Regions from separate parts of the Homo sapiens genome. Here all the other regions are linked to region 1. The links are chromatin loops, found by intact Hi-C in ENCODE. Cell type or tissue: endothelial cell of umbilical vein. All regions are shown on one strand. Links, peaks and the distances in the headings refer to the core of each region. The heading gives the core; the rest is flanking DNA.

Region 1 (10,274 bases), core at 3,565-8,564:
GACAGCCTGTTGAAAAAAATGAACTTAGAAAAGGAAAGGGAATTTGTCTTCTGATACTGAAAGGAGGAGGAGATGGATGATAGACTTACAAGTGAGTTTGAGGGTTGGGGAGAAGGAAAGTGATGGAGTTGCCTTCTGCAGGTCTTTGCTTCCTGTTTTTCTCAGGGAAGTAAGAGGAGAGGTTATTTGCTAAAAATGAATGGGTCAAAGATGAATAATGGCTATTGAACATTTACTATGTGCCACAGAGGGCTTTGCATACAAAATCATGCACAATCCTTTTGATAGCCCTATTACAATTCTGCTATACAGATGGGCACATTGATGCTCCATTGGATTCTCCTGTGCTCAGTCTCTAGCATCTATTCTGAGGTTCCTTCTCTATTTCTCCACTTCAGTGATATCCCTCAGTGGCCTGACTGTAAATATTATCTGCAAGACTCACCTCCAGATCTACACTTCTAGTCCTGACTTGTGCTGCAAATTCCACCCAATAGTTTATCTTGCATTTCCAAAAAGGGCTCTTGATAGGAATCTCAAAACTACCATGGACAAAATAGAACTCTTCCTAACCCTGCACCCCAGCCTCCCCACAACCTGTCAAAATAATGCTAAAAATTCAGAAATTATCTTGAAAGTGTATCTTCCCTTTCTTTTCCAACTCACTTCAACCCCATCCCAAATCATCAAGAAGTCTTGTCAATTTAATTTCCCTAGTATATTTTGAGACCATCCACCTCTTTAACATCTCCACCACCACCACTAGTCTAGTCCACCAGCTCTTCGTACATGGACCACTGCAACAGTGTTCTAACTGCCATCCCTGCTTTCACTATTGCCTCCCTGCAACCCATTCTCTGCATTTCAACCAGATTGAGGTATGTGTGTATACACGGGGAAATTTAAAAACATATATATAATATAAAAAATTAGCCAGAAGTTGTGGCATGTTCCTGTAGTCCTAGCTACTTGGGAGGTTGAGGTGGGAGGATTGCTTGAACCTAGGAGTTTGAGGCTGCTGTAAGCTATGATTGCACCACTGCATTCCAGTCAGGGCAACAGTGAGACCCTGTATTAGAAAAACAAAACAGAGGCTGGGTGAGGTGGCTCACGCCTGTAATCCCAACACTTTGCGAGGCCAAAGCTGGCAGATCATGAGGTCAAGAGATTGAGACCATCCTGGCTAACATGGTGAAATCCCATCTCTACTAAAAATACAAAAATTAGCTGCGCATGGTGGCACGTGCCTGTAGTCCCAGCTACTTGGGAGGCTGAGGCAAGAGAATCACTTGAACCTGGGAGGCGGTGGTTGCAGTGAGACGAGATCATGCCACTGCACTCCAGCCTGGTGACAGAGCGAGACTCCATCTCAAACAAAAAAAAAAAAAAAAAGAAAAACAAAACAGAACAGAACAAAACAAAACCAACAACTACCACCACCACTACCACCAACAAAAACACAAAAAACCCCACACACATAAATAGAATAGTATATCACTTTTCTTTATGCTACCACAGCAGTTCCAAAAGTTATCAATAATTTCCCCATCTTTATCTATTTTCCCAATAACACATTTTCTTTTTTTTCTTTTAAGTATTTTAAAGCAAATCCAAGATATATCATTTCAACCATAAATGTTTCAGTAGATATCTCCAACAGGTATGAATTTTAAAGAGTAAAACCAGTATGGAATAATTACACCTAAAAATGATCAATTATTTCTCAATATATGCTTTGTTATTTAATTATCATTAAATTAAACACATTGCATTTGGTTGGTATGCCTCTCTAGCTTTTTTTTTTTTGTTGTTGTGTTTTGTAAGACTATACTAGTATACCCATTTTATCCATTTGTTTTTGGAAAATAAAATGTTATTTATCCTGTAGAATACTCCACTTTCTGTATCTAGCTAATGGATTCCTTGTAGTGTTGTTAAACATGTTCTTCTAACCTCCAAATTTTCTGTAAACTGGTAGGTAGAGCTTGAGGCTTAGTAAGATCCGGGTTCAATTCATTTGGAAAGAATACCTCATAGGTTGTACTGGGCTTTTCCTATTGCATGACATCAGGCGGCACAAGTCTTGTTAAGATTGATGAGTATTTTCAAGTCAAAATCATTTCTAAAAAGTTTTAAATCACATCACTTATATATTTCTTGATTAAAACTATCTAGTGGCAACTAATTGCACTTAGAATGAAATCCAAATTCTGCAATTTAATTTGCAAAACACTAAACGGGCTGGGTGCAGTGGCTCATGCCTATAATCCCAGCACTTTGGGAGACCTAGGAAGGTGGATGGCTTGAGCCCAAGAGTTTGAGACAAGCCTTGGCAACGTGGCGAAACCCCATCTCTACAGAAAGTAAAAAAAATTAGCTGGGCATGGTGGCATGCGACTGTAGTCCCAGCTACTTGGGAGGCTGAGGTGGGAAGATCAGTTGAGCTCAGGGGGTCAAGGCTGCTGTGTCATGATTGCACCACTGCATTCCAGCCTGGGTGACAGAGCAAGACCCTGCCTCAAAAAACAAAACAAAACAAAAAAACAAAACAAAAAAAAAAACAGCCCCCAGCCCCCACCCACCAAACCAAAAACAAAGCACTACATGACCTGACCTGGACTGAATGTGTCTCCAAGCAGCATCTCATACCACTCATCCCTTTATTCATAAAATCTAGCCACATTGCATTCACAGTCTTCCCAAAAGAAGACTTCCATCTAAAATGTTCTCCCCGCTGGCTGCGGTGGCACATGCCTGTAATTCCAGCACTTTGGGAGGCCAAGGCGGGTGGATCACCTGAGGTCAGGAGTTCGAGACCAGCCTGGCCAACATAGTTAAACCCCGTCTCTACTAAAAATACAGAATTAGCTGGGCATGGTGTCACGAGCCTGTAATCCCAGCTACTCGGGAGGCTGAGGCAGGAGAATTGCTTGAACCTGGGAGGCAGAGGTTGCAGTGAGCTGAGATCATGCCACTGCACTCCAGCCTGAACAACAAGAGTGAAACTCCACCTCTGTAATCCCAGCATTTTGGGAGGCTGAGGCAGGTGGATCATGAGGTCAGGAGTTCGAGACCAGCCTGACCAACGTGGTGAAACCCCATCTCTAATAAAAATACAAAAATTAGCCAGGTGTGGTGGCCCGTGCCTATAATCCCAGCTACTCAGGAGGCTGAGGCAGGAGAATCACTTGAACCCGGGAGGCAGAGGTTGCAGTGAGCCAAGAGGGAACCACTGCATTCCAGCCTGGGCCACAGAGTTTGCTTTGTTTTCAAAAAACAAACAAACAAGCAAAAACTCCATCTCAAAAATAAAAAAAAAAAAATAAAATGCTCTTCTGCTCCTATTTTGGCATGATCTGCTCCTCCTTGTCATTAATAGTCAGATAACATATTTCAGATTCATTTTTCTTGTCATTCAGATTTCCCTGACCACTCCCTTTAGAGTATCTACCCTGTCATTCTCTATTACATCACCTTATGCTAATTCTCTGCATATAACTTTCTACATTTGCCTTTTTTTTGGTTTATTTATATGCTTGTAGTTTTCTTCTCCCAACATCTCAAATTATAAGTTTCATGGGTCCTTTAGTACCCAACATGAAAACATTTATATCGTGTTTTACTCCACGTTCGTTATTTCAATCAAACCTGAATCTTGTCTCTAGATGAACTGTCACCACATTCAGATTCTTTTATAACTTGTTCAAATGTTTAGGGTCTTTTCATTTATAGTCTCACTACTCAAAATGTGGCCCTCAGATCAGCAGCATTGACATCACCTGGGAGCTTTTTAGAAACATAGACTCTGTTATAAATAAAGTTTTGGTGCCACAAAATAAATGGCACTCAAATATAAAATTTTCTTTTTTTCTTCTCAGCAAGGCAATTTACTCCTATAGAAGGGTGCACCCTCACAGATGGAGCAATGGTGAGTGCACAGCTGGACAAGGGAGGGGAAGGGGTTCTTATTCCTGAGGCATGTGGCCCCTGCTGCTGTGTCGTTCCCCTGTTGGCTAGGGTTAGACCGCACTGGCTAAACAAATTCCGATTGGCTAATTTAAAGAGTGACAGGGTGAGTGGTACGGTGGGAAAAATGGTTATGGCAGAGTGGAAATCTGAATGAGTCAGGGTGGGGAATGAGTCAGGGCAGAGCAGGTAATCAGAGTGAGTCAGGGTGGAGCAGGTAATCAGAATGAGTCATGGTGGAGCAGGTAATCAGAATGAATCAGGATGGAGCAGGTAATCGAAAAAGATTGCTTTACGAGGAAATTAAGTTTAAAAGTAGAAGGCAAAGAATTGAACATACTGACATACTGATTCTTTGAAGAGAAATTCAGAACTCATATCTAACAACTCTCAGGCTACATCCCAGATTATGATTTAAATAATAATCTCAACGTGAATGATACCTGGAGGTTACTTGTTCACCTAAAGTTTGAGAAGCACTGGCATGTAGTCAGTAACTATTAGCCCTAATCTGTGCCTCTCTGTAATGCAACTCTAATGTACCTTATTTACCTAATTTCTTTCTTTCTTTTTTTTTTTTTAGACGGAGTCTCGCACTGTTGCCCGGGCTCTAGTGCAGTGGCGTGATCTTGGCTCACTGCGATCTCTGCCTTCCGGGTTGAGGCCATTCTTGTGCCTCAGCCTCCCGAGTAGCTGGGACTACAGGCACTTGCCACCACGTCCAGCTAATTTTTTGTATTTTTTAGTAGAGACGGGGTTTCACATGTTAGCCAGGATGGTCTCAATCTCGTGACCTCGTGATCCGCCCGCCTCGTCCTCCCAAAGTGCTGGGATTACAGGTGTGAGCCACAGCGCCCTGCCTATTTACCTAATTTCTAGAGAAGTCAAATTATTCATTGATGGCCTTCCAAACACACCCAGAGCTGTACCACTCCTACCTCTGAAATACCTTTTCTCTTCTCCTTCAAATATCAAATTATTTCCTTTTATTTTAGGTGAAGACTTTTCAGAGCATCATACTCGCTGGAGACCTTTTTTTCTCTTCACTGCCTTGCACTGTTACCTGCTTAGGTAATTCTTTCCCCACCCCTTGAGGAGGGAGGACATTCTCCTGTGTGTCTTATTACCCTTTTTCAAGATGTAGGCCTTTAACATAATAGGTTTTTATTATATATGTATGAGGCTTCTATTTCATTGTTTCCTAAACAATATTATTCTAAGTCTTGGAGTAGTTCCCTACAGAACTGCATAAAATAATATTGATTGGGCCGGGTGCGGTAGCTAATGCCTGTAATCCTAGCACTTTGGGAGGCTGAGGCAGGTGGATTACTTGAGGTAAGGAGTTGAGACCAGCCTGGCCAACATGGTGAAAACCCCGTCTCTACTAAATATACAAAAATTAGCCGGGTGTGGTGGCGCATGCCTGTAATCCCAGCTACTTGGGAGGCTGAGGCAGGAGAATCGCTTGAACCCGGGAGGTGGAGTTTGCAGTGAGCCAAGATTGTGCCACTGTACTGCAGCATGGGCAACAGAGGGAGACTCCATCTCAAAAAAAAATTGATTGAATGCTTGTTACATTCTTATGTTCCAGTGTGCTGCGTACATTTAAATAATTTATCTCGTTTAGTCTTCACAGTGGTCTTGTGGGTGGACATTGCCATATGATTTCACCTACAAGGAAACGTAGACTTCAAGATTAAGGGACTTGCCCAAGGAGCTGAAATTTGTAGCGAGTTCTCTAATTCCCTACCTGAGCACATTCCATCCCCTCACGGTTCCTCTTTCTGTAAGTGTGTGGAGGTTTCCTCCTCTTGTTCCTTAGTGCTTTGCATTTTATGATCGTGCATCACTTTAAGAAAAGAGAAAATAAAAATGGGAACAATCTATATATTTTCAGATAATCTGGGTCCAAAATTTAGGAAAACATTATTATACTGCCACCTTCTGGATCTTTTGAATACTTACACATTAATAACGGATATCTGAAACCAGGTCTGTCCAACTCTTTCAAATCTCGTGGTGACATATTACATTTTGTTTATAATTATTTTTCTTTAAAGACAGAGACAGTAAAAACATTTCTTTAGTGAATTGAGAGAGTTCTTCTCAACTTAATACATATCAAATATGGAGGATAAAATTAAATGTATTCAGAGGTTGGTTATTATTTTTGTTTGTAGAGGATGGAGAAAAACGTGTACAGTTAAACTTTACTAGTAATTCAACAGCCACTTTTTTTTTTTCGGAGACCAGAGTTTTATTATTACTCAAACCAGTCTCCCTGAGCATTCAGTGAGCAGAGTTTATTTATTTTTATTTTTATTTTATTTTTGAGACCGAGTCTTGCTCTATCGCTCAGGCTGGAGTGCAGTAGTGCTATCTCGGCTCACTGCAACCTTTGCCTCCCATGTTCAAGCGATTCTCTGCCTCAGCCTCCTGAGTAGCTGGGCTTACAGGCGCCCACCACCACTCCCAGCTAATTTTTGTATTTTTAGTAGAGACCGGGTTTCACCGTGTTGGCCAGGCTGGTCTAGAACTTCTGACCTCAAGTAATCTGCCCGTCTTGGTCTCCCAAAGTGCTGGGATTACTGGTGTGAGCCACCGCACCTGGCCCGGAGCAGAGTTTTTAAGGATAACTTGGTGAGTGCGGGGAAGCCAGTGAGCCAGGAGTGCTCATTGGTCAGAGGTGAAATCATAGGGAGTGGAAGTTGTCTTCTTGGGCTGAATCAGTTCCTGGTTGGGGGCCACAAGATCAGTTGAGCCAGTTTATTGATCTGGGTGGTGCCAGCTGATCCATCAAGTGCAGGGTCTGCAAAATATCTCAAGCACTGATCTTAGGAACAGTTTAGAGAGGGTCAGAATCTTGTAGCCTCCAGCTGCATGACTCCTAAACCATAATTTCTAATCTTGTGGCCAATGTTAGTCCTATAAAGGCAATCTAGTCCCCAGGCAAGAAGGAGATCTGCTTTGGGAAATGGCTGTTACCGTCTTTGCTTAAACTATAAACTACAAACTACAAAGTTTCCCCTAAAGTTAGTTCAGCCTATGCCAGGAATGAACAAGGACAGCTTGGAGGTTAGAAGCAAGATGGAGTTGGTTAAGTTAGATCTCTTTCACTGTCTCAGTCATAATTTTGCAAAGGAGGTTTCAATCCCTCCCTTTGGGTTTTATAACAACTTAATCTTCAGGTCAACAGCCACCTTTTGGCCGTTAGGTTCAACCTCTTCCAATTACAGTTTTTAAGATTAATGTTAATAAAGGTGTGGGTATAAAAGCACATTCACTGCATGTGAGGGTATAAATTATTATTGCCTTTGGGGAAAGCAATTATATTTTATTCATAAAAAATAAAAATAAAAGCCAGGCATGGTGGCTCACCCCTGTAATTCCAGCAGTTTGGGAGGCTGAGGCAGGTGGATCACTTGAGGTCAGGAGTTTGAGACCAGCCTGGCCAACATGGTGAAACCCCGTCTCTACTAAAAATACAAAAATTAACTGGGTTTGGTGGCTCATGCCTGCAGTCCTAGTTCCTTGGGAGGCTGTGGCAGGAGAATTGCTTGAACCCAGGAGGCAGAGGTTGCAGTGAGCTGAGATCATGCCACTGCACTCCAGCCTGGGCAACAGAGCAAGACTTCACCTCAAACAAACAAACAACAAACAAAACCATGGAACTTTTGACCAAGAAAATTTACTTTATGAATTCTACTTACGTATGTTCTTTTTAATGTCTGTAAAAATGTATATATGTAAAAGATGTACAATTTTACATTGTTTATAAAAGATTAGGAAAACCCAGAATACTTAAGAAAATGATGATACTATGCTTATGCAATGTCATTCTATGCAAGTGATGTGGTTTTGCTGTGTCCCCATCCAAATCTCAACTTGAATTATATCTCCCAGAATTCCCATGTGTTGTGGGATTGACCCAGGGGAGGTAATTGAATCATGGGGATTGGTCTTTCCTGTGCTATTCTCGTGATAGTGAATAAGTTTCACAAGATCTGATGGTTTTATCAGGGGTTTCTGCTTTTGCTTTTTCCTCATTTTCTCTTGTCGCCACCATGTAAGAAGTGCCTTTTACTTCCCACCATGTGGAACTATAAGTCTAATTAAACCTCTTTTTCTTCCCAGTCTCTAGTATGTCTTTATCAGCAGCATGAAAACAGACTAATACAGTAAATTGGTACTAGGAGTGGGGCGTGGCTGAAAAGATATCCGGAAGTGTGGAAGCAACCTTGGAAGTGGGTAACAGGCAGAGATTGGAACAGGTTGGAGGGCTCAGAAGAAGACAGGAAAATGTGGGAAAGTTAGGAACTTCCTAGAGAATTGTTGAATGGCTTTGCCCGAAATGCTGATAGTGATATGGACAATAAAATCCAAGCTGAGGTGGTCTCAGATGGAGATGAGGAACTTGTTGGGAACTGGAGCAAAGGTGACTCTTGTTATGTTTTAGTAAAGAGACTGGTGGCATTTTGCCCCTGCCCTAGAGATTAGTGCAACTTTGAACTTGAAAGAGATGATTTAGGCTATCTGGTGGAAGAAATTTCTAAGAAGCAAAGCATTCAAGAGGTGACTTGGGTGTTGTTCAAGGCATTCAGTTTTATAAGGGAAGCAGAGCATAAAAATTTGGAAAATTTGCAGGCTCTGTGATAGAAAAGAAAAACCCATTTTCTGGGGAGAAATTCAGGCCAGCTGCAGAAATTTGCATTAGTAACAAGGAGCCTAATGTTAATCCCCAAGAACATGGGGAAAATTTCTCCAGGCCATGTTAGAGACCTTCACAGCTGTCCCTCCCAATCACAGGCCTGGAGGCCCAGGAGGAAAAAGTGGTTTTGTGGGCCAGGCCCAGGGTCCCCATGCTGTGTGTAGCCTCGGGACTTGGTGCCCTATGACGCAGCTGCTCCAGCTGTGGCTGAAAGGGGTCAACGTACAGCTTGGGCTGTGGCTTCAGAGGGTGGAAGCCCTAAGCCTAGACAGCTTCCATGTGGTGTTAAGCCTGTGGGTGCGCAGAAGTCAAGAATTGAGGTTTGAGAACCTCTGCCTAGATTTTAGAAGACGTATGGAAATGCCTGGATGCCCAGGCAAAAGTTTTCTGCAGTGATGGGGCCCTCATGGAGAACCTCTGCTAGGGTAGTGCAGAAGGGAAATGTAGGGTTAGAACCCCCACACAGAGTCCCTACTGAGGCACTGCCTAGTAGAGCTATGAAAAGAGGGCCACCATCCTCCAGACCACAGAATGTTAGATCCAACAACAGCTTGCACTGTGCACCTGGAAAAGCCACAGACACTCAATGCCAGCCCATGAAAGCAGCTGGGAGGGAGGCTGTATCCTGCAAAACCACAGGGGCAGAGCTGCCTAAGACTATGGGAACCCACCTCTTGCATCAGTGTGAGCTGGATATGAGACCTGAAGTCAAAGGAGATGATTTTGGAGCTTTCAAATTTGACTGCCCCACTGGATTTCAGACTTGCATGGGCCCTGTAACTCCTTTGTTTTGGCCAATTTCTCCCATTTGGAACTGCTGTATTTACCCAATACCTGTATCTCCATTGTATCTAGGAAGTAATTAGCTTGCTTCACAGGCACCTAGGCAGAAGGGACTTGCTTTGTCTCAGAAGAGACTTTGAACTGTGGACTTTTGGGTTAATACTGAAATGAGTTAAGACTTTGGGGAACTGCTGGAAAGGCATGATTGGATTTGAAACGTGAGTACATGAGATTTGGAGGGCTAGGGGTGGAATGATATGGTTTGGCTCTGCCCACACCCAAATTTCAACTTGAATTGTATCTCCCAGAATTCCCACGTGTTGTGGGATTGACCCAGGGGAGGTAATTGAATCATGGGGGTTGGTCTTTCCTGTGCTATTCTTGTGATAGTGAATAAGTCTCACAAGATCTGACGATTTTATCAGGGGTTTCTGCTGTTGCTTTTTCCTCATTTTCTCTTGTTGCTGCCATGGAAAAAGTGCCTTTCACCTCCTGCCATGTGGAACTGTAAGTCCAGTTAAACCTCTTTTTCTTCCCAGTTTTTGGTGTGTCTTTATCAGCAGCATGAAAACAGATTAATAAAACAAGTGTCTTAAAAAATGGTATAAACATGCTGGCAATAATAACTGATATTATAAGAGCTTTGTAATGTGTTTTAAATATTGGCCTGAAACTGGGAAATATTATACAAAATAAGTACCATTTTCATATTTCTTACTAGCAGATATTTATGCAGTAAAAACTGCATTTTGGTTTCTGCTGCTAGAAGAGAGATGCACTCAGATTTTTAAAAATGGAACATGAGGCAGTAAAATAT
Region 2 (9,785 bases), core at 4,786-9,785, 110 kb before region 1:
GGTGATTTCTGTTGTAAAGACAGCTGAGAACTTCCTCTTCTGAGCACTCAAACTTTTCACATACTTCTTTTAAGGCTTCATCATCAATCATGGTTGAACTATATGATGGATCCTCAGGAAAGAGATATTTTGGAAGGTCCTGTTTAAACCATTCATGTTCCCTGAGAGAAAAATGGCAGGATCAGGAGAAGGACTTTGAATAGAGCTGAGACTGAAAGTAACAGTTTAGGGAATTTAGAATATGACTTAATTTATATTTATATTCATACTGTATTATTGTCACTTTTTGCACTGAAATTTTCCTCTTCTAGCTCGCACTTCATTGTGTATGTTGAGGGAAATGCTCCAATTTCCCTCCAGTTTTAAGAGGGAGAATGTATTGACACAGCAATGGGGGGAAAAAAGTTATGGGACAAATGACAGCGACAAACAATGAAAAGAACAGCTTATTTCCAGCTTAGAAAGAGAACATATTAGGTAGCTTCATTATAATACTCTTTTGATATAATGTTAAGTGAAGATAATGTAACAACAAGAAAAATAGTAGACAACTACTGAGTACTTACTATATGCTAAGTTTTATGCTAAACACTTCATATACACTATCTCCCCTCATCATCGAAACAATTATATGAAGATAATATCTCTTTGTTTTAAATGAAGGAATTGAGGTTAAAAAAAAAATCAAGGAACATGCTCAAGGTCACAAAGACAGTAAGTGACAGAACCAGGATTATGACCCAGTTCTGTGTGACTGGAAAGGCCATGCCCTGAATGATTTCCTATTCTAATTCCCTAACTTCGTATATTTAAGAATATGTTTGACCTGAACTATGTCACTTTGCTAAAACTAAATAAAATCCAGAGACGAAAAAAAAAACAAGAAAAGAACAATGGTTATCTTCTGGGTCATGGGATTAAAGATAATTTTTTATTCTCTTCTCTATTGTTGGTGTTTTTCTAAGTTTTTTCAATTGTCATGTATTATATTTTAATTGGAAGAAAATAGGTAAAATACAAACAAAAACATTTCTTACCTAGATATCTTAAAATATAAATTTTAGAGAATGATTTGTCCTTTCCCTTTGGTGATAAAATCATGCCGTGCCATTCATGGTCTCTTTTTTAGCTAGTCTAAAACGTGTAGTAAGTGGAAAGTAATCAAGCTTCAAGTTCCACATATAATCTTTCCTTCTTCTTCATTATACTAATGCTTTCATATTTACTATTCCTAGATCCATATCTGATTTCTTTCTTCCTTCTCAGATAAATGTGCAGTCTAGCCATTAGAAGACCAAAAGGACCAAAATTTCCACAGGGGGGAAAAAAAAGAAACAAGGCTTGCAATAAAATTGTTTAAGTCTTCATCAGAAATGGCTCACTCTAATTTGAGAAGAAAATTTGTCATCGTCATTTTTGTCTAATTTAAACTATTAGGTTGAACCAGATGAAACTGGTTATACTGACTTTTACCTACAAAACAGGAATTTTGCATGTAATTCAATGTATACTACCAGGAAAAACATGTCAATTAAATCTCATTCCTTGGGATTAAAAAAAGAAAAAAAATACAATAATTCATGAGATAAGAAATAAAATAGCCACCCACAAATTTACTACTGAAAAGTATTAATCCTAACGCCAGGCATACTGGCTCACACCTGTAATCCCAACACTGGGAGGGAAAGGCACAAGGATCACTTGAGGCCAGGAGTTCAAGACCAGCCTGGGCAAAAATAGCAAGACCTGTCACTACAAACAAAAACAAAAAGCAAAACAATAACAACAAAAAACAGCCAGGCATGATGGTGGATGCCTGTAGTCTCAACTACTAGGGAGGCTAAAGTGGGAGGATCACTTGACCCAGGAGTTACTGGCTACAGTGAGCTATGATCACACCACTGCACTCCAGGCTGGGTGACAGAGCAAAACCTTGTCTCAAAAAAAATAAATAAATAAAAATAAAAGATATACATATATATGGGGCCTCGCTATGTTACCCAGGCTGGTCTCAAACTCCTGAGCTCACATGATCCTCTTTCCTCAGCTTCCCAAAGTGCTGGAATTACAGGTGTGAGCCACAGCACCAATCTTTCATTAGCTTTTTTGTTAATTTAAAAAGTAATATGATGTTCACTGTAAAAATTTCAAAACAAAGATGTGTAAGTAAAAAGTGAAAGCCCTCCCTCTTACGAATCTTACTTCCCTAAGGTAACCAGTTTACTATGTATTTCTAATAACAAAATAAAATAAATGTGTCTATACACTCTATTTTTTTCACATAAAAACAGGATTACACTGTATATTCTGTTCTGCAACTTTTTTTTTTTCACATAACTTTTATCATGGATACTATCAGATCTGATAACTTCCAAACTGCTTTATTACCTGATATCTTTGATTGTGGCCCTCTTCATGGGATCCACCTGCAGCATATGTTTCAAAAGGCTAATCACAGAAGGATTTAAATATTGAGGGGTATAGAAGATCCCATCACATATCTTCTTAAAAAGAGTTGGCACATGGTCATCATCAAATGGAAGGGTTCCACATAATAAAGCATAGAGAATAACCCCACTGCTCCATATATCTACCTCTGGGCCTGCATACAATCTGTAACAGGAAATAACAATTGGATTAAAGAATCATTTTAACCTAAGATTCAGTTCATCAAAAACTTCAAATATGGATATTTCATAAAGAATTCTTAAGCAGAATATGGTTTTTATAGCCACTACTACATGTTACAACGTTAATTCCATCAGTATTATCTTTGAAAACAAAAGTCAAGAAGTTTGTAAATTACACACCATGGCTAAAATTCTGTTCTACTATTTACTATGGCCCTGATGGGATCTGACAATAGGGCCAAATCTTGAACAAACATATCACTATTCAATTTAAAACCATTGGTTTTTGTTACAGAGGAGAGATTAAGTGATATTTCATCAACTGAGAATGTTCTTTAGTAATGGACTCTGAGCCCACAATCCCAATAACACAAGACCCCTTACACCAAGGTGAAAGGATCCTGAGGCTGTGAAAGAAAGCCAGGCAAATTGGTTCACAGAGTTTTTAAATCCCGTTTGCAGTGCATTGTAGTCAAGTGCCTTAACTAGCTGCAGACTAGTTAGATCACCCATTCAAAGCCTGGATTCAGGAAAAGGATTTCTTTAAATTTATGTACTGCTGAACTGATCGATAAATATTATTTTGAAAGTAAAAGTTCTCATACACCAAGAGCTTGAAGAAAGACTTTATCCAAACTAGAAAAATTAAATTTCAGTAATAGCCCATTGCATATATGCACAGTTATAACATTTCTTTTTATTTATTTAAATAACAACTTTCCACAGTCTCCATGTCCTGAATTGTTTTATTCCTAAAAGAATTAAGATAGACAACACCATTTTTTTAAAAATTTTTTAAATAATTTTTGACATTAAGTTAATATTTAAAAAAAAGATGAAACTTGACAAATCTAAAATTAGGTACTCCTGCCTTACTCACAGCCATATTTTTACACAAATCTCATTTCTTTGAGCAGTCTAGGCCAACAAGCTTATAAAAATAGAAAATACTACAGTATTTCTGCATTGAGTTAATCAAGATGCAAAACATTCACACAAATAAGCATGGTTTGGGTGAAAAGTTATTAAAAGTTCATTATAAATCTAGCAAACTTCAGCTTCTGTTTTCAATTTCAGTAGTATAGTGAAGGACAAAGAGTTATTCTTAAAAATATTAAATTCTCCTGTTTTCCAAACTATTCAAAAAGCGACACTGTACAAATATCTTCATGTTCTCAATGCTGGTAGTTAGTAAATTGAGAGGTTAAAATTCTTATAATATTGCAGTCTCTAAAAGGTTTAAAGAACAAAGATTCAACATAAATGAAGTCTAAAGATTACTTCAGCCCAGTTCCCCAAGACATTTTATCATGAAACATAAAGGTACTACAAAATGCCATCTATGTAAAAAATTAAAGCTACACATTACATGTTTAATTTTTCCTCTAAGTAAATAGTAATCCTTTTCTAACTACTAGATATTTCTGTATTATTCAAGTTTCCAGTGTCTTACCTACTTTTTAAACACCCTAGTTTTAAACTTTCCATTTCTTCCACCTGGGAAAAAAATTAATGTACTCTCTTCTAACAACTTTAATATAATGTTGACTTGTAGTCCTTAACCCTCATTCACATATAAATGTGGTTAAGAATAAGCCTTATCTTTCTTTCCTTTCATTAGAATTAAATATGACACTATAGACTAACAAAATCTAGGAGAAAAAGACAATTTCAAATGTATTGAGGGAGGCAGGGTATCAAATACTACCTTCCTGAAATTACTTCTGGTGCAGCATAGTTGGGTGAGCCACAACTTGTTCTTAAAAATTCACCATCTGACATCATGTTTGAAAGACCTGAAAGTGCACAAAATCAGCTACTCAAAAGATTTCCCAAAGACAAAAATTAAAATCCCATTAAACAATAAAATTGAGTTTGCATTAAAATGATAAATCATCATTTTGTTATTTGCTTCAACAAAATCCTATGGTCTATTGTAGCCAAATATTCTGCCATTATGCCCTAAAATGTGTAATCTATTTCAACATTTAAAGTTAGTGCACTGTTAGAGTTTAATACAAATATATTAAGCTGTTGGTTATTTTGCTTATTAGAAAAAACTTGCCATGTTTAAGTTTTATTAATACAGAAATCACTAGGGAAAATAATCTATAACAGATGAATAGAAGGATTAAAATTCAAAGTTCCTATTAAGCCTGTTCTGATTCTTTAAAAAAAAAAAAAAAAAAAAAAACAGTAATTTTGAATTTCAAAGTTCCCTCACAGTTTTACTCCAAAAAGAAACTGTTGCTCCCTCAAAAATGCACCCTATAAAAATAATCAACTGAGGAATAAGAAATTCAAATAATTTAGCCAATTACTATTTTAAAAAAAAACAAAACACCAAAACAACCAGCTCAGGTTTGGTTGGCATTTTCCAGTTAATCTCTGAACATTTAAATAGATATAGTTATAGATATAGATACATAGATGTAGTCAAAACTGAGGAAAATTTTTATAAGAATGTTCTCTGGGCCAGACATGGTGGCTCACGCCTGTAATCCCAGCACTTTGGGAGGCCAAGACAGGCGGATCACTTCAGCTCAGGAGTTCGAGTCCGGCCTGGCCAACATAGTGATTCCCCATCTCCACCAAAAATTAAAAAAAACATAGCTGCATGTGGTGGCCCACATCTGTGGTCCCAGCTACTTGGGAGGCCAAGGTGGGAGAATTACTTGAGCCTGGAAGGCAGAGGTTGCAGTGAGCCGAGATCGTACCACTCCAGCCTGGGTGACAGAGTGAAACTCTGTCTCAAAACAAAAAACAAACAAAAAAAAGTTATCTGATTTGAACTAAAACCAACCTAAAGAAAAGAAGAGATTCCTTTTTCTCTTAGGTTTAGTAAGGTCAATGGCAATTTATATAGGAAATACAGAAAAAATAAATTCTTTTTTTTTTTTTTTTTTTTTGAGACCGTGTCTCACTCCGTCGCCCAGGCCGGACAGGCGATCTCAACTCACTACAACCTCCACCTCCTGGGTTCCAGCAATTCTCCTGCCTCAGCCTCCAGGGTAGTGGGGACTATAGGCACGCACCACCATGCCCAGCTAATTTTGTATTTTTAGTAGAGATGGGTTTTCACCATGTTGGCCAGGCTGGGCTCGAACTCCTGACCTCAGGTGATCCGCCCGCCTCGGCCTCCCAAAATGCTGGGATTACAGGTATAAGCCACCACGCCCAGCCAAAATAAATTCATTTTTAACAATCAAAATGTTCTTTAAACAAATTATAATTTACTATCATTTAAAACATTTTTAAATTTTTAAATAAATTTTTTTAATTAAAAAATTGTTTTAAATAATTTTAAATAATTAAATTCACATAGTTCACTTCTGGTTTTTAAGGTTTTAAATAATTCCATCCCACTCACTTTCCTTCTTCTCCATACTTGATTCTTTTGAACATACTGGAAATAAAGCTGCTACCTTCTCTTTCACAAATAATACTCTTTTCAAATAGTCTCTCTAATACTACCAACTTAAGTTGTTTAAAATTTAATTTTAAAGATATTTAAAGAGCCAGGTGCAGTGGTGCACACCTGTAATCCCAATACTTTGGGAAGCTGTGGTAGGAAGATCACTTGAGGCCAGGAGTTCAAGAGCAGCCTGGACAACATAGTGAGAACTTGTCTCTACAAAAAGACAAAACAGCCTGGCATGGTAGTGCACGCCTGCAGTCCCAGCTACTCAGGAGGCTGAGGCAGGAGGGTCACCTGGCCCAGTAGTTTGGGGATGCAGTGAGCTATGATCACGTCGCTGCCCTCCAGCCTGGGCGACAAAGCGAAACCCTGCCTCTATAAAATAATAGTAATAAAGACATTTAAAGCTAAGAAAAGATGATTTCTTAGCTTTTCTTCTTTTTGTATCTTCATAGACAAAACAGAATACTTTGATATACTCAGTCTATTACTTTATGTAATCTTTTACAGTTATCTGAAGAATTCTAGGTAGGTTCATTGAAACTATAAGAACATTAGAAATGAACGTTAAGAAACTATAAAATTATCCTTACCAAAATCAGCTATCTTTGCATTCATGTGTGCATCAAGCAGGACATTTTCAGGTTTCAAATCTCTATGGACCACCATATGCCTGTGACAATAATCCACACCAGAAAGGATCTGTTGGAACAGACGCCGACTTTCTTTTTCATCCAGCTAAGAAAAGTTAGAGAGGCTTTTTAAAGGTGTGTCTTTCAAAGTAAATTGTCCTATCTATAATTCTCCAACCTATAAAATTGTCAAAATACATGAAAATCTTCCCAATGAACTTCACTTATGAGATACTTTTGACATGAGGAGGAGATACCTGCAGCACAAAACAGAAATGCTAAGATGGTCTTGGAACCCAAATCAGTAACTCAAGTTTCTAATATTATCATTTGCATATGACTACATTGTAACAGCTTGCCTTCCTCTATATCTCATGAGTTATTTCAAATAATTTCAATATCTACTTGAAATTTGGCATATTTCCTTTTATAAGCGGCAAATGTTTACTCTTTCATTCTTTTAACAAATTACTGAATACCTTCAACGTGCTACACATTGCTTTAGACACTCATTACACAGCAATGAATAAAACAAAGGCTAATCTAGTTGATGAAAATAGACTAATAAATATAGTCAGAAGGAGTGATACTGTTTTGAAGAAAAATAAAGCAAAATATAGGTGCAGTGAGTGATAGTGGGGTGAGGGACACTATTTTAGACCATGAGGAAGTAATATTTAAGCACTATTCATAAACCAGCAAGCAACTATGTTGCTATATGTCCTAAAATAGAAGACATTTTAACAACAAACACCTTAATTCATTTAATAAAATATCATAGCATTTTATCTTTAATATGCTTGCTAAAAAAAAAATCTTACATAGCAACTACCTTTTCATTTTTGTTTTTTGTGTTTTTTTGGGGGGGCGGGGTTTTAAATTTATCTATATTTTGAGATCCAGTCTCGTTCTGTCATCCAGGCTGGAGTGCAGTGATGCCATCACGGCTCACTGCAGCCTCGGCTTCCCTGGGGTCCCGCAATCCTCCCACCCCAGCCTCCTAAGTAGTTGGGACCACAGGCACATGCCACCACGCCCACTAATTTTTGTATTTCTGATAGAGACAGGACTTTGCCATGTTGCCCAGGCTGGTCTCGAACTCCTGAGCTCAGGCAATCTACCGCTTCAGCATCCCAAAGTGCTGAGATTACAGACATGTGCCACTGCATGCAGCCTGAAGTATTTTTTTTAAACTTCTCTATGTATCCATATATTATTACCACTTTTTTCAACATAAGTGACAGCCATTACTTGGACATGCCTGCTCCCAAGAAGTCATATTTAATAAATAAGCTATTAATCCTCTAGGCGAAGGACTCCAATATGCAATTCTCTAACACAGGTCACAAATTAGCATTCTAAAACCAGACTTACACCTTAAAGGGCATGGATAATATGGGAGAAAATACAAATCAGTAATTTATTTTGAAACAAGAAACTATTATAAGATACCATTCCTCTAGAAAAATACTAATCCTTTAGCATTCTAATACTTTTATTTCTAGATTTGTAGGTTCATGGGGAAAAAAAAGAGTATCTGTTCAAATATGAAAAAATAGGAGAAAACTTGATTAAACAAAATATAAAAAGTAAAATAGACAGGCTACAAAAATGAAAATTATACTGTATTAGTAACAAGTACAATTACAAAGGATGGAGAAAGGGATGTCTATAAAGGAAGGTTAGAAAAGTCAAAATACATTTCCAATTAAATGTAACAGATTAAATCTTTTGTCTCCAACTCTTGAAACATCACTAAAATGACATCAGCAATAAAACAGGCATATAAAGACAAAAAGAACAAAAGAGACAGCAGTAATCAAGAGGAGTCACCAAGGATGACAATAGATAAACAGTAATAAAGACTAAGCCTACAAGAGAAAGCTAAAACCTAAGCCTATAGGGGTAGAAACCAGTAAAAAATAAACATCTGCATACAAAGCCTGGGAAGCCTTAGAAATTGGAAACACAGGGAACTGCTCAAGGTAGAAGTGAGAGATGAGCTGAAAACAGGACAAGTGCTTGAAGTAAGAAGCTTTTAAACTCACCCATATTGGGGAATAAGACCTATAATTTACTCTAGTAAGGCTGAACCAGCTCTGCTCTCAAGGACACCAAGGCAGGGATAAGGCATCCTAAGGAAAACATGGGGGCTAAGACAAAGTCAACATACTAACTAGTGAGACTTGCATCTCTTTTCTCCACTCAGCTCCTGGAGCACTGGCAGCTAAGCTAAGGCCTTTAAGGAAATGGGAAGGTTTCTTCTGGAGCAAATATCTGATCCAAGAAAACATATTTGTTATTATTAGCATTTGGTATACAGTAATAAAACAGACAAGTCCCTACCTATTCAAGCTATGAGAAAACCCAGCAATCAGTAAGTCCTACCCACATGAGCCTGGCATTTAATACCCTATTCTTAAATATTTAGTGGACAGCCAAGAATCACCAAATATCTGAAGAAGGGCCATGCATCAAAGACAAAAATGAATAAAATGAATGCAGAGAGCACAGAAGGTACAGAACAAGACGGAACAGAGGAAGACTTTTTTTAAAATGCCATCCTCAGACTAGGTTATTATATCTGTGAGGCAAATAACAGCAGACTAAAAAAATGAAAATTTCAGAAAATAAGAAACTTTTGAAATAGAAAATACGGGTGCTGAAATTTTAATATTCAACTGGTAAAACTGAAGAAATACCCACAAGGTAAAACCAAGAAATAAACAACAACAGAAAAGATAAGAAAAATATATATCAATTGTGCCTGTTTCCCATTTCTCCAGGCAGAATTTTTTTTTTTTTTTTTTTTTTGGTAAGGAGAAGCAGGAGTAAAGGGGAGTACCTGAAATAGAAATGAATCATGTTAAGAAATAGTAAAATCAAAATTAACTTGGTTAATAAGTTTGATTTTGATAAAAGTAAATAGACATGCTATATAGAACAAATGAATGAGTAATGTAAATAACTTAAAATTGAGAGAAAAGCTCTCTTTTCAGGGCTAGCTACAGCTCTCCCACAAAGGGGCTTTTGCATACCACATAACCTGGGTATGAGAAAAAGTATGGGCAGAGGGCAGTGTTGAGTTTTTGTATCTGTAACTTA
Region 3 (10,274 bases), core at 3,199-8,198, 1.3 Mb before region 1:
ATTTAAGAGAAAACCCAACAGCTCACTGAATAGACTCAAAAGTAGAATAGAGATTATAGAAGAAAGAGCAAACTTGAATATAGAACAATATAAATTATCCGGTCTGAACAGCAGAAAGAAAAATGTTTGAGGAAAGAAAGAACAAAGTCTTAGGGACCTATGATAGTACACAAAAGCTATAATATACATGTAATTGGAGTTATAGAAGAGGAGGGGAATAAACATAGTGCTGAAAAAAAAATTTGAAAAAATAATGGCTGAAAACTTCTCAAATACAATGAAAGACATAAACCTAAAAATTTAAGAAGCTAAGTGAACTGCAAACAAAATAAGTCTGAAGAACTCTAGCCCCAGAGTCATAATAACAAAACTGCTGAAAATTAAAGACAGATAAACTCTTGAAAGCAACCAGGAGGCCGGGCGCGGTGGCTCACGCTTATAATCCCAGCACTTTGGGAGGCTGACGCGGGCGGATCACGAGGTCAGGAGATCGAGACCACCCTGGCTAACATGGTGAAACCCCGTTTCTACTAAAAATACAAAAAAACTAGCTGGGCTTGGTGGCGGGCACCTGTAGTCCCAGCTACTCGGGAGGCTGAGGCAGAAGAATGGCGTGAACCCAGAAGGTGGAGCTTGCACTGAGTCTGGGCAACAGAGCCAGACACAAACACACACACACACACACGCACACACAAAAGCAACCAGGAAAAAACATGGCACATTACCCATAGAGAAACAATGATTCAAATAATTGTGGATTTTTCATCAGAACCTATAGAAGCCAGAAGTAATTAGCACATTTTAAAGGTGCTAAAAGAAAATACCTGTCACACCAGAATTTTATGTTCAGTGAAAATATCCTTCAGTAACAAAGGGAAAGCCAGTGAAACAGAAAATAAGCAAATAATAGAGAAAGGTAATAAACTAAGAATGATTCTTTGAAAAGTCAATAAAATGTAGAAACTTCCAGCTAAATTGGTCAATTAAAAGAGGAGAGGAATAATCAATATTAGTAATGAAAAAATAAACATTACCACATGTTCTACTGACATTAAAAGGATAAGAAAAATGTCTTAAAAGACTTTATGCCAATTAATTCAACAACTTCGATAAAATGAATCATTTTTTTTAAAGAACAGCAACTACCAAAGCACACTGAAGAAGAAACAGATAACTTATTTAGAGAAATTGAATTTATAATCTATCTTTCTTACATAGGAAACTTCCAGATAGCTTCACTCATGAATTCTACCAAATATTTATGGAAGAAAATTATAAAATTCTACATTAACTGTTTTTTTTTTTCTTTTTCTTTTTCTTTTGAGACAGAGTCTCACTCTGTCACCCAGGCTGGAGTGCAGTGGTGCGATCTCGGCTCACTGCAAGCTCTGCCTCCCGGGTTCACGTCATTCTCCTGCCTCAGCCTCCCGAGTAGCTAGGACTACAGGCGCCTGCCACCACGCCCGACTAATTTTTTTGTATTTTTAGTAGAGACGGGGTTTCGCCGTGTTAGCCAGGATGGTCTCGATCTCCTGACTTCGTGATCCACCTGCCTCGGCCTCCCAAAGTGCTGGGATTACAGGCGTGAGCCACCGCGCCCGGCCTACATTAACTCTTAGAAAATTCAGAAGAGGAAATATTTCACAACTCATTTTATCAAGCAACACATTTCTAGAAAGAAAACTCCAGAATAATATCCCTCATAAACAGTCAAAATTGCTTAAGAAAATTTTGGCAAATTGAATCCAGTGAATAATAAAAAGTAATAATGCTTCATTACCAAGTGAGGCTCATGACAATAATACAATGTTGGCTTAACATTTGAAAATGAATCAATGTAACTCCCTAGATTGACTTACACAAAATACCAAACAATATGATTGATATAGAAGAAGCACTTGGCGAAATTCAGCTTACCTTATGATAAAAACTCTCAACAAACTAGGAATAAAATGAAATGTCATCAAATTATTAAAAGGCTATGTATTAAAATCATATAGTATTGAATGACTTAATATTTTCTACCTAACATTGGGAAAAAGGTAAGAATGGCCTTTTCACTATATCCATTGAATGTCATATTAGGGTAGCTAATACTAAATAAAGCAAGAAAAAGAAATGAAAGACATAGATATTGGAAGGAAAGAAAACTGTTTGCAGACAACAAGATCGGGTACATAGAAAACTCTAAGGAATCTACAAAAACTAATATACAACTAATAGGCACATTCAGCAATGTTGCAAGTTACAAAGTCAATATATAAAAATTAGTTGTAGTTTTACATATTTGCAATAAACAATTGAAAATAGAAGTAGAAATACCATTCATTATAGCATCAAAGAACAAGAGATACTACGGAATAAATTTAATAAAAAACATATCAGACATGGGCTGGGCGTGATGGCTCACGCCTGTAATCCCAGCACTTTGGGAGGCCGAGGCGGGTGGATCACGACGTCAGGAGATCGAGACCATCCTGGCTAACACGGCGAAACCCCGTGTCTACTAAATATACAAAAAAATTAGCCGGGCGTGGTGGCAGGCGCCTGTAGTCCCAGCTACTCGGGAGGCTGAGGCAGGAGAATGACGTGAACCCGGGAGGCGGAGCTTGCAGTGAGCCGAGATCGCGCCACTGCACTCCAGCCTGGTGACAGAAAGAGACTCTGTCTCGAAAAAAAAAAAAAAAAGGAAAAAAAATCACACATGGATAACAAAAACTACAAAATATTGCTAAGAGAAACTAAAGAAAGCCTGAACAAATGTATAGAAATATCATGTAATGAATAAGAACATGGAATACTGTTGAGCTTTAAATTTTCCTAAAATTGGTACATAGATTTAATGCAACCTCAATCAAAATTCCAGCAGCATTTTTTATAGAAATTGATATGATAACTCTCAAATTTACATGAACGTAAAATCTTGAAAAAACCCAAAACACAGTTGTAGGACATACAGTGCCTAATCCTAGGACTATAAAACTATAGTAATCTAGACTGTTTAAGAAAAGACTTATAGATCAAAGGGACAAAAATAGAGTTCAGAATTCAAACTTCACATATGTGTTCAATGACTTTTGACATAAATGTAAAAATAATACCATGGGGAAAGGAGAGTTTTTTTCAACAAAAATTGCTGCATCAGTTGTATATTTTTGTGTGAAATTTTTGAATCTCAAGCCTTATCTCACACTATACATCTAAATTAACTCAAGATAAATCGTAGTCCTAAACAGAAAATCCGAAGCTAAAAATATCATATCAGAAAAGATAGACACACAAATATTTGTGATCTTGGATTACAAAAATATTTCTGAGATAGGACACAAAGGAAAAAATAATAAATTTGACTTCATCAAAATTAAAAATTTGCTCTTAAAGAAACAATTAAGAAAATAGAAGGGAAAGCCATTGACTGGAAGAAAACTTTTGCAAAACGCATGTCTGATAAAGGATTTGTACTCAAAAACTCAATAGTAAGAAGATAATTGCAAAATAGGCAAAAGCTGTATCAATGTCAGGGAAGATGTAAGAACAGCAAATACGCAAGTGAAAAAATATTCAACATTATTAGTCATTAGAGTGATTAAAATCACCAGAGTTGAATAGATCAAGTATTTGCAAGAAGATGGGGCCATTGGAGCTCATCTTTGTTGGTGGGAATACAAAATAATACAATCAGTTTGGGAGTTTGTAATGATAAACATTGACTTTACCATCCAACCTAGCAACTCTCTGGCTGTTTATCCTAGCAACCCTTTTTCTAGGTATTTATCCCAGGGAAATGAAAACACGTGTCTGCACAAAGCCTTGTATGCATACTTACAGCAGCTTTATTCCCAGTAGCCAAAACCTAGAAGCAAGTCAAGTATCCATGAAATACTAATCCACAATAAAAACGAATGAACTGCTGCTATACAGAATAACATGGATGGATCTCAAAATTATTATGCTAAGTAACAGAATCCAGACACAGAAGACTACATCATGGTATGGTTTCCTTTACATAAAATTCTAAAATGAAAACCTATAGTGGCTAAAAGTTGATCAGTGGTCTTTAGGAGTTAGAGGTTACTAGGGTTTGGGAGTGGGGACAAGAGACGTATGAAAATGGGCACATAACACGTTAGGGTGATAGAAATATTCTGATTGTGACTATGGTTAACCAACTGTATACAGTTGTCAAACTTATAAAATTGTACCTTTAAAAATGATAAATTTTACTGCATGTAAATTATACATAAAAATCTAATTAATTTAAAAATAGCTAATAAAAAGTCTTTAATAATACTGTTGTAAGCCTATGTGGGACTCACTGCTACCTGTTGTATGAGTTACACAATTTTAACAATCTGCTCAGGTCACTGCTATTAGCTAGTAATTGTTATGTGCTTACTACATAGCAGGTACTGCTTTGAGTGATTTTACAGTTTTTGCTAATTTAATCTTACCAACAACCCTATGAAGGAAATAGTGTTATCTCTCTTTGACAGATAAGGAAAATGATTACAAAAATTTTAATTAACAGCTAGTAAGTGGAAAATGTATATTTTGAAAGAGGCATTAGAGACCAGATTCTTAACCACTATTATATATTGAGAGGTAAACATAGAAAATGTTACCTGTCAATATAATGCACTATGACTAATCTTAGGTGAAGGGTATATGCAAATAAGTTCACAAATTCAGGGAGGGGGAGGCTTGGCTTGGGAAGACCTTATTGGAAAAAGTAATTCTAGTTCTGAGTCTCACGAGATGGTAAGAATTTGAATTGTTAATTAGTGTTAAAAATGTGATGTCACTGAAAGTCACCTGACATTAGATAACACACTTTACTCCCCATCACACCAATTGTTTTATTCTTGGGCTCAATGATATAAATGATGTTAGTAATAAGGGATGAAGCACCATAGTCTCTTATAAGCAAAGGCTGTATCAATTTGTTAATTGTAATTTTGTGTGCTTTAAAATCAAAGATCATTCTTACATGAAGCTCTAAAATCTCTTATTAGATTCAACATTAAAAGCCATATTTAGAAAGAGTTTTTGAAAAATTGAAAGAAAACACTTCACACTTAAAAAAAAAAAAAGACTTAAAATGCAGTTCTCAATAATTCCAGCAGATGGCAATACAATCATTGTTAAAAAGTTAAGTTTTGCCATCAAAGTGGAAAAAAAGGGCAAATGAAAACAACCTATATCCTTTTTTATTTTGTTTTATTTTATTTTATTTCTTTTGATTTTTCTCCTCTGTGGTCAGCCCTTTTTGGTTGCTAAAACAATTCTATACCTAATGTTTTTAAAGCTACATAGCCTGCTAAGGACCTAATTATGACCTCCCTTAAATGCCAAGATAGAGATACTAATCTGTTTTTTTAGTATTTTTAAGTGTTAAGAACACTTAACATGAGTTTTACCCTTTTAACAAATTTTACAGTGTACTACACAGTATTGTTAACTAGAGGGATAATGTCGTAGACATATCTTTATTCTGTAGAGATAGATGGCTTTGAGTAAGGGATGACTTGGTCAAAATTGTTCGTTAGAAAAATAACTCTGACAGGGAAAGGACAAGTGGAAGGATGTAAAAGAGAGGAGTGTTTGTTAGAAAACAGGAAGAAGGCAAGGGGAAGATCCCGAAGAGTGGTAATGGGAAAACTATGGCTTAGATGAGGAAAATAACTGTAGACACAGAAGGGAAAGAACTGAGCAACTAATTGGATGTCAGACATTCAAAAGAACAAATAGCCAAAGATAACTCCAGTATTTTAATCTGGTTTAGGGGAAAGCTAACCAGAGTATAACAGGAGAAAGACTGAGCTTGGACCAAAGGGAGTATTTTCAGGTGCCCTTGTGCATCTACACAGATTTAACTTAGCAGTTGACAATTGGGTCTCCTGTTTAGATTAAGAAGTAAAATTTAAGAGAGACATAAACACAGAGTGGATATTTGTGGCCTTAGGAGTAGATAAGAAAGTCACAGAGAGATAAAGGCCAAAGTCCTAAGAAACGTCTAGATAACGCTTGCATTTAGGAGAAACCAATGATATGGTTAAGTTTAACAGAATTCTCAGGTGGCTGTAGTGTCTTAGGAGGCTGCAGAGAAGGATACGTGGAACAAGAGTAAGGAATATTTCAATAAGTTTGAGAAGATGATTGGAACAGAGGCCATTGGACTTTAAGAAAATTAATGGGGTAGAAAGCAGATTACCATGAGAAAGGAGTGGAGAGATTGTAAGAAAGTCTGAAATCTCTTTTTAAAAGTTTGATAGTCAAGGGAAGAGAAAGGAAGAAATCATTCCCTTCCAGTAGTTTGACTAGACAGCAGGAAAGGGGAAATCTTTTTTTTTTTTGAAACGGAGTCTTGCTCTGTCACCAGGCTGGAGTGCAGTGGCATGATCTCGGCTCATTGCAACCTCTGCCTCCCAGGTTAAAGCAATAACTCCTGCCTCAGCCTCCCCAGTAGCTGGGACTACAGGTGCGCCCCACCATGCCCAGCTAATTTTTGTATTTTTAGCAGAGACAGGGTTTCACTATGTTGGCCAGGAAGGTCTTGATTACTTGACCTTGTGATCCGCCTGCCTCGGCCTCCCAAAGCACTGGGATTACAGGCGTGAGCCACCGCACCCGGCCTGGAACGGGGAAATCTTTATACAACAGAGGGCCATGAGCATGATTGTGTCTGTGTGAAGGAGACATTTGAAATTATACTAAAGTTGTTTTCTTTTTTTTTTCTTAAATAACATGTAGATAATTTAATGAAATGGCATAGCTTCATTTAACAGAAGTTTTGTGGATTTAAGAAAAATTAGACATATAATTTTAAAGCATATTTTGCAACCTTTCTCATTATTCATTATTCATCCTGTGTCTGCTTGGCTCCTCTCTGCTGCTGATGTCTGAAGCTTTGGGACTATAAGAGTTAGTCATGCTAATTACATCTGTTCTCAGCATCCAAGATCTTCTGATATTGTGGCAAGTGATAAGTCTGAGGGGGCTGTTGTAGAGTCAACCAAGCATTAAAAATCATAGAAAGCTCTAAAGCCTATTGCTCTCTTATGATATGTGAGTATGTTTTCTTGTCAAGGCTTATAGAGAGCTTTTCATTCTATCCTTTCTGCTTTTTTTCCTTAAGGAAAAGAAAAATTAGCTTGCAATGCTGTATCTTGTTGGCAGAATTACCAAGGTATAGAATTTGCTGCTTGCTCCTAGAGCTTTGGTGTTGTGGTGTCATTTGTGTGCAAAGGAATCTGCAAAGGCTGCCAATTGAATCTGTCTAGGGAAAAAATTACATGACTTTGAGAAGCAAACAACCGAGTCTGTCATGAAATGTGATAAACATATGGGTTTCATTAAAAACTCATGGCAAGACAAAGTCTTCAAACACAGAGGAAAGTGGAGAAAAAACAGGAAGAAGGCAAGGGGAATCCCCAAGGAAATTGTATCTATTCTTTATTGCACAATTAAACAGCTTGTTTATATATGCCTAAACATCTATCTCTGTCTTTAATTCTTTGAAATCCTGTGCCATATCTGTCAATAGTTTCATCAAGTGAAAGATGAAATTAACCCCTACCTTCATGTATCCCCACTGACATGTTAGAAGGGCTGTAAATTCTGAGAGCTGCACAATACAAATTTTCATGCAAATCAAAACCCAATTACAGAGGAAGAGCAGGAATCAACTTTTTCTTAAATCTTTAACAATCAGGAATATAATTTTATAAACTGGAACTTATTGCTATTAGGCAGGACATGCCACTTGTTTGCTCCTTTTTATATTTTTACAGAACTGATTGATTGGATGGTAATCACATTATACATCTATTATCCTGATCATTGCTTTGGAAATCATAGGAAGTCAAACTCACAGGGAACATATTCTCAGAATAAACCTTCTTTCAATGAAGCTTGTTTGCTTTGTGGTTTCCTTGGGTTGGATTTTAAGATCCTCAAGGACAAAAAGTTGTTCTTATTCTTTTTTTTTTCTTTTTCGAGACAGAGTCGTGCTCTGTCGCCCAGGCTGGAGTGCAGTGGCACAATCTCAGCTCACTGCAAGCTCCGCCTCCCGGGTTCACACCATTCTCCTGCCTTGGCCTCCCGAGTAGCTGGGAGTACAGGCGCCCACCACCATGGCTGGCTAATTTTTGTATTTTTAGTAGAGACGGGGTTTCACCATATTGGCCAGGCTGGTCTCAAAATCCTGACCTTGTGATCTGCCCACCTCAGCCTCCCAAAGTATTCATTTCTTTTAAACCCTCTAAATCTTTTTATACGGTGTGTTAAAAAAATACTATCTGTTTAACACTTTTTAATTTTAGCAGTCACTTTGGTTTCCTAGCCAACAGCCATTCTCCACTTCAGTCCCAACAGAACCCTGATTGTGTTTGGTGACAAGGGACTATAGGGAGAGAGAGGAGTCCTCCCTTAGACCAAGGGATAAGTGCTTTAAACCAGTTTGGGCAATCCTATCCCCTCACCTATGGTTGGTTTGGAGTGGGACATGTATTGTAAGCCAGTTCTGGCCAATGAGATCTGAGGGGAGGTTTGTTGGGCCTTTGGGATATTTTTCTTCCTCTGCTGTAAAGAGGAAAACATAGAAGAAGTCCCTTCCCCAAACTACTTTTTAATACAATTGTGTGAGGACATCGTGTTTATAGCTGTGGCAAACTCAAGGGGAATCCAAAATAACTGTGGAAAGCTAACACAAACTGATGATACTGTTTAGCTACAGAATTCACCAATGCTGGAAATTACTTCTGGACCTCTGGTGACGAGAGATAATAAATGCCTTCATAATTTTGGATTCTTTGTACCTTGTAGCCGGAAACATTCTAACTGAGGCAGCAATTTAAAAAGGTTTCTCACATTATCTCCTTGGATTCTGCTAACAATTTTTTATTTTAGTCCACAGAAGACATTGAGACTCAAAATGTCTGAATGATATGACTGACGTGACACAACTCTTAGGTAGCAGACTTAACACTGAAATCATAATTTTGATGACCACTGCCATAAGCTTTTTAATGCACTTTTAATTTGTACAAGTCAGGACTAGGAAAGGGTGGCTGAAACGAGGGATGCTGCAATTTTGTGGAAATTTCCTTTGTTCCTCAGGCAGATTCTCCAAAATATTTATGTCTATTGAAGCCTGAACTGCTCCTAACACCTGTCAGAACTCAGAGCGCCCAGACCTCAAGATTTGTAAGGAAGTTCTTCTTCACATTTGTTCTTCTTCTTCCTTGCTTCCCCGATTCTTTCTGAAAGCGTGGTCTGTTCTTATTTCTAATAAAATGCACCTGTTCAGAGTTACTTGAGCGCTTAAACGTACCACAACCTCTCAGGAGAACACCTGCCCGTTCTCTCTCTGGTCTGTCTTAATAGGGCATGGCAAAATGTGATTCTCATTTCCACCTACATTTTCGTAGGATGGGGGTTAGCCTATTTACTTCACACTGGCTCAGACTTAGACCTCCTTAGAATCCATGGGTTCTGCCAGACTCATTCCCACGCTGTTTAGACTTCAGGAATGCCTACCATTAAAGCCCTGCCCCTCCGCCACCTCATAAACGATTACTGGGAGCAAATATGATTATTATTTCTTTTTTTTTAATTGTTACTTTTTTTATTATACTTTAAGTTCTAGGGTACATGTGCACAATGTGCAGGTTTGTTACATATGTATACTTTGTATCAACATGGATTCCTCAGGAAATGAAGCATGACAAGAACTTACAAGCTAGTGCTTTCATGAGGATGGGGGTGCAGTCTCAGGAAACCTAGAGTCAAAGACAGCAGATACATTACAGAACTGGCCATAGCTTTCCAATATACATGGCTGGTTGCTTATCTTGCAGAACATCTTTAGGAAAGTTGTACAGAACTCCTGTGCATCAGAATTGTCTATAGAGGAAGAAAAATGGTGAAACCACTTATCTGCTGGATTTTTCCTCATCTCAGGTCGTGCATGACTCCAAGTTCACTGGCTAAGGGAATGGCTTTCTTGCAGTTTCAGGTTGTATTCTGCTTGCCAGGAAGCCTTGAGGGGAACCAAAGGCTAAATGGATCCTGTAAGGCCAGAGCACGGTTGAACTTTCTCATCCTGGCAGTTGCTGCCACACATGAGATCTATGGGGGTGGCTCTGCTGGAGTTTGATACCTGTCTCTGGGGCTACTCTTGCTGGCTAGAAATCAAAGCAAGTGGTCAAGTGTCAGCGTGGGGGTGTTATGAGCCAAGTTCATTGGATATGAGTGATGCATAAACTGGGTTTAAA

What was found. Peaks named below come from ENCODE experiments on the same cell type or tissue, not always from the same donor. Only the 100,000 strongest peaks of a DNase experiment are listed, where the experiment ranks them.
Region 2: it touches region 1 in a loop (3-fold over the local background); 4 of 110 quality-filtered maps call a loop at or near these places.
Region 3: it touches region 1 in a loop (13-fold over the local background); 43 of 110 quality-filtered maps call a loop at or near these places.

What each region holds. Positions count from the first base shown.
Region 1 is chr5:40,873,680-40,883,953 of GRCh38, forward strand. No RefSeq gene overlaps it. Among named protein-coding and RNA genes, the nearest start is that of C7, 31 kb to the right of the region's middle. RefSeq lists an enhancer at 3,586-4,785. In endothelial cell of umbilical vein, for the core only: no CTCF peak of the experiment used is centred there; a DNase peak (open chromatin) is centred at 5,862.
Region 2 is chr5:40,765,078-40,774,862 of GRCh38, forward strand. It overlaps PRKAA1 (protein kinase AMP-activated catalytic subunit alpha 1), which reads right to left. Exons shown (of 9, transcript NM_006251.6): 4 at 6,642-6,786; 5 at 4,339-4,426; 6 at 2,389-2,613; 7 at 1-161. All of the region lies in intron 1 of LOC124900968 (a long non-coding RNA gene), which reads left to right. Among named protein-coding and RNA genes, the nearest start is that of TTC33, 14 kb to the left of the region's middle. In endothelial cell of umbilical vein, for the core only: no CTCF peak of the experiment used is centred there; no DNase peak of the experiment used is centred there.
Region 3 is chr5:39,573,955-39,584,228 of GRCh38, forward strand. No RefSeq gene overlaps it. Among named protein-coding and RNA genes, the nearest start is that of LINC02104, 59 kb to the left of the region's middle. In endothelial cell of umbilical vein, for the core only: a CTCF peak has its summit at 5,116 (motif pointing right); no DNase peak of the experiment used is centred there.